Regions from separate parts of the Homo sapiens genome. Here region 2 is linked to region 1. Evidence: chromatin loops called from intact Hi-C (ENCODE). Cell type or tissue: gastrocnemius medialis. All regions are shown on one strand.

The links. A loop is a pair of places that touch in the nucleus more often than their neighbours do. Peaks named below come from ENCODE experiments on the same cell type or tissue, not always from the same donor. Only the 100,000 strongest peaks of a DNase experiment are listed, where the experiment ranks them.
Region 2: it touches region 1 in a loop (4-fold over the local background); 110 of 110 quality-filtered maps call a loop at or near these places.

Annotation. Positions count from the first base shown.
Region 1 is chr1:165,407,549-165,410,048 of GRCh38, forward strand. RXRG (retinoid X receptor gamma) reads right to left here. Exons shown (of 10, transcript NM_006917.5): 7 at 2,010-2,142; 8 at 679-770. Among named protein-coding and RNA genes, the nearest start is that of RXRG, 36 kb to the right of the region's middle. In gastrocnemius medialis, a CTCF peak has its summit at 1,144 (motif pointing right); a DNase peak (open chromatin) is centred at 1,213; H3K27ac peaks cover 567 bases.
Region 2 is chr1:165,591,806-165,594,305 of GRCh38, forward strand. No RefSeq gene overlaps it. Among named protein-coding and RNA genes, the nearest start is that of LRRC52-AS1, 11 kb to the left of the region's middle. In gastrocnemius medialis, CTCF peaks have their summits at 1,331 (motif pointing left) and 1,533; a DNase peak (open chromatin) is centred at 1,331.

The DNA.
Region 1 (2,500 bases):
CAGTCCCCAGCCATCTTCTCTGCTCTATCTCCCCAGATGATCTCACCCCAGTGTCACAGCCTTACACAGGCAGAGGCTGACAGCTCTCAGATGCACATGGCTTCTCCCATGAAGTCCAGACTCATATGAGCAGTTGCTTCCTGGGCAGCCACTCTTGGATATCTACTACCCATTTCCTATTTTAATGTCCAAAGACAAGATCCCGATTCCTACCCACCCGCTGTCAGAACTTGCTCCTCATGGAGTTTTCCCCATCTCGGTGAATAAGAACTTCATTTTTCCCATTGTTCAGGAAAACAAAACTTAAAAAAAAAAAAACCCAGAGAGTCATCTATAACTCCTTTCTTTCTTTCTCATTCTATATTCAATCCATCAGCAAATCACAGTGGCTTTATCTAGAAATATATCCAGAATGTGATCGCTTTTTACCACCCCCTTCACTGCCACCCTGGGCCACCGTCATCTTTCATCTTCCCCACTTGCCCCAGACACGCGCCTGCCACACTCATTCAAAACATTTTCCAAAATGGCTCTAGCTGACACTGTGAGCTCTCCTGGATTCCTGGCTCTGCCATCTGTGTCTCAGCTGAGATGGAGGACCAATAACATGGGAGCACTGGAGGTTGACCGTGGAAGAGGGCTGAACACACACATCCCCTGGGGTTGAAGGGCGGTTACCTGGGTTAAAGAGTACAATGGCTCGCAGGCATCCCAGTTCCGACTTGTCCATCTGCATGTCTTTCATTTTGGAAACCAGCTCAGTTAGGACTCTGTTAACAGGAAACAAGCAGGTAATGAGAAAACCGTAAGTAACAGGCCAAGAGCCAATAAAATGAATTCAACCAAAATTTTTATAAGCCCACTCTGTTTCCAGATGATGTACCAGTTACTAGGGGTACAGAAATGAAAAAGATGCAACCCCTCATTGCAAGGAGATTACAGTTTAACTAAAGAAACAGACATTAAAAACTAGCAGCAGCACGATGCCCAGGAATATAACTGCCATGAGCAAAGTCCAAGTGGGTTCCAAAGAGGAAGCAATGAACTCCAAGCAGGGAAATGGAAAGGCATCATGGAAGTCTTGGAAATTAGAAACGCAACAGGCACAGCAAGGTAAGGGGATTGCATGTCTAGAAAAACACAGCAGAGGGCAGCATTCAATGAACTGGTAGAAAGGTCCGGTTACCACGAAGGGGGATGAGTCATTCCAAACACCATGTTGGGCTCTACATGGAACATGTGGGAAAGGGCAGGGAAGTAATAGATACAGCTCAGTGGATGTGCACATGACCAAAGAAGACCATTTACGATGGAGGTAGAAAGGGACAACGGGGCCCTGGCATTGGACAGAGAGATTAATTTCAACTTAATTCTCCTCTTTACCAGTTCTCCATCCTCTCACTCTCAAGTCATTAACTACTCATTTTATTCAACTCCTTATCAGATGGCTTAATTTTCCTTTAGTATCATTTAAGGCACAGAATTTCTGTCAGGGTATCCCTGCCTGACGAAGATGGGTTTGCTCCTGCTGCAGGCCTCCTTCTGAGATCATCCAGAGCCCAGCATAAACAGTCCATCTTGCCTGGCCTCTTGAGGACAGATCCTGATCCCTTTCCCATCCTTGGCCCCCAGGATAAACAGTTCACCCTCTCCACCCACAACTTACTAGCTGATGTCAAGATCTAATCTCTCCTTAGGAAATCCATTGGGAGAATAGGTTCTCCCAACTGCCTGGCAACTGTGCTGGCCTCTGAGTGGCTCCATCTTATTGTGATCTCAATCTTTCTTTTAATCTCTCCCTCATTCCCCAGGTTTATAGTTTCATGTGCCTAGTGGTCTCTGCATGGTCATGTGTAGCTAACTGTTTGGGCTGCCCATCCTCCATCCCAGCACTACCCAGAGGTTCATGCCCACGTGAGAATTCATGTATGTACACATGTGTATACACACACACACACACACACACACACACATAATACACACAAATACTGGAAGCAGGAGAGAGACACCTGTCAAAGATGGAGCCGACCCCAGCACTGTGGGCACTGCTCCGGTGGACATGTAAACCCGTGGCCAGAAGGATGCCATCCTGCACGGAAACTGAGCGGTGGGAGAAAGAGGCAATCAGCAATTCATTCCACCCTGCAAGGATAAGGAGGAGGTCTTGAGGGAAAACAGAACACATTCTTTCTTTACTTATAATCACCCAAGGCATGTACTATTATCCCACATAACACAAGCAGAATTGACAATCTAGGGAGGTTAAGAATTAGTTCAAGATGACACAGTTCATTAGCGAAGAAACAAAGGATAAGACTGGGGTCTCCTGACTTATGGCTCTGCACATCCCCCCACTCTCTCTCAGATGCAACCCAGAATGACAGCTTGAAGACAAGGATTCTTTTTTTTTTTAATCAGTCAACAAATGTGGGTTGAACATTTAGCGGATAATAGTCACTATGTTAGCTGCCATGGTGGATAAAGCTAATATACCTTGCAG
Region 2 (2,500 bases), 180 kb after region 1:
TGGCCAATTATTATTATTATTATTATTATTATTATTATTATTATTATTATTATTTTAGTAGAGATAGGGTTTCTCCATGTTAGCCAGGCTGGTCTCAAACTCCTGACCTCAGGTGATTCACCCACGTCGGCCTCCCAAAGTGCTGGGATTACAAGTATGAGCCACGGTGTCCGGCCCAATTTTTTTTAATATATAAATAAATGACTGAATACAGACAAACCAAGATAACCCTAGTGGTTTCCTGCTCTCTTTTTTGTTAGCATGATCAGTCATAGAATTCATGTAGCTTGACTTCAAAAGTTTTTCTGGTTTAGTCCATCCTCTGGAATAATAACTAATAGTTTCTATCCTATTTTCTAAGATACATGCATTTTAAAGCTAATGGGATATTTGATCACAATGTCCTGCTGGGGTGTTAAATCAAAGAAACCAAAGCTTTCTTTCATTTTATTTTGTCTATGGCATCTTTCCTGCATTCTCCAAATGTTCTCTGGTTAATCACTTGATCCACACCAAATAAGTCAAATGAACTCACCTGATGAAATGCAAAAGAAAGCCTGTAAGAACTTTAAGTTTGCAAATACAATTAGACTCTCTTTAATTCAAATAGTCGGATAATGCGATTCCCTAAGATTGTCATTCAGAATACCAACTCTCATTGTACTGAGGGGAGAGAAGATGCATAGAAACTCCAGGTGACAAAATATTTAAAAACACAGAATATTTTTTTCAAATGTATTCTTCTAATTTAAAGATGACACATCTTATAAGGGGGGATGAGAGCAATAAAACCGCTCCCAGTTATTACAGTGAACCTGCCAGAAGACCAGTCTTTGATGCCTATCAGCAGTCTCTGTCTATAGAAGCTGTTCCAGCTTTCATCCAGCCTTCTGGGTCCACTTCTCCACTCTCATTCCTCACATGTTGACCCTTGGGGATCTCCTACTGGAAAGTGCTCTTTCCTGCCATCACCCTCCTAGGCCCCTACCAGGGACCCAGCCCCAATGGGGCTTAATAGGCACCTTGGCATGGTAGTCTGGTGCCCTAGACTTTTTTTCTTTTAATTGAGGCAGAGTCTCACTACGTTGCCCAGGTTGGTCTCGAACCCCTGGGCTCAAGCATTCTTCCTGCCTCAGCCTCCTGAGTAGCTGGAACTACAAGCCACGTGCCACCTCGCCCAGCCAGTTACCCTAGACTTTTTGACGAAAAGAAAAAGTTTTCCAGGTTAAGAAAATGAACCATAGAAAATTACAATTGTAGCACCAAAAAGGAAACTGGCTGACAGACCAGCAGCTCAGAGATCAGTGACTTAGACAATGCTGCCACCTATCGACCAAAAATGGAAGTACGGCTGGTCTTAACAAATTTAGAGCGACTTAATGGAAAATTTCATATGGATTTGGAATAGGTAGTCACTGAATTGTTATTACCATCATTACTGGTGCTTCAACAATAAGGTTTTTCTAGTCCTAACACAATCACAACTAAATCCTATGAGCAGGGGGTGCGGCAGAAACTGAGGATGTAGAGTAGGAAAGTAGAGTCATGAATGTGAAGGAGTAAGTACTCTAGTACTTTTCCTTAATTCTGTGAATGTGGAGTAGGAAATCAGTTCAAATCCTGAAAGAGGGAATAGAGGGAATAAAGGCTAAGAAAAGCGCCCTTATTAGAAAAACAGATGGAGTAAGAGGAAGATAACAGCACCAGGAGACTGAGCACCTCCCATACACCACACACTGACTCAACAAGGTACATTCACATAAGGAATCTAATTTAATCCCCACTAAAACCCTGCCAGACTAGCATTTTCGTCTCCATTATTGGGTCCCTATTATTAGAGTGTAGCCAAAAAAAGGTACAGATTTGCATAAGCTCACAGCTCAGACCCAGCAGGGCTGGTTTGAACTCAGGTCTGTCTGCCCTGTCACAAAAGCCCATTCTCATTTTAACAGACCAAAACCACCTATTCTCACTTTTCAAATTTTTTAAGGCAAATATTGAGTACATAAGATTGTTCGGATTACAATCTCCTGCTGGGGTGTTAAATAAAGGAAACCAAAGCTTTAGGGGATGCCTATGCCGGGAGATTTGGTGCCACAGATTCTCTTTAACCCGTAGGGGCTCTTTTTTTTCCTTTCTCCTTCCTGCCCCATTTTTCTCTCCCCTCTAAAATCCTCTGTCTAACTATAGATACAGTACAGTAGCAACAGCCACTATCTACATATGGCCATTGGTACTTGAAATTAGGCTAGTCCAAATTGATATGCACTGTACATGTAAAATGCACACTGGATTTCTGGGACTTCATATAAAAATTTTAAAATCCCATTAATTATTTTTATATTGATTACACAGTGACATGACACTATTTTGGCTATATCCAGTTAAATAAAGTATGTCATTAAAATTAATTTCATCTGTTTTATTTTTTAACAGGACTACTAGAAAATTTTAAATTACATGTCTGGATGGCACTGTATTTCAACTGGATAGCGCCGGT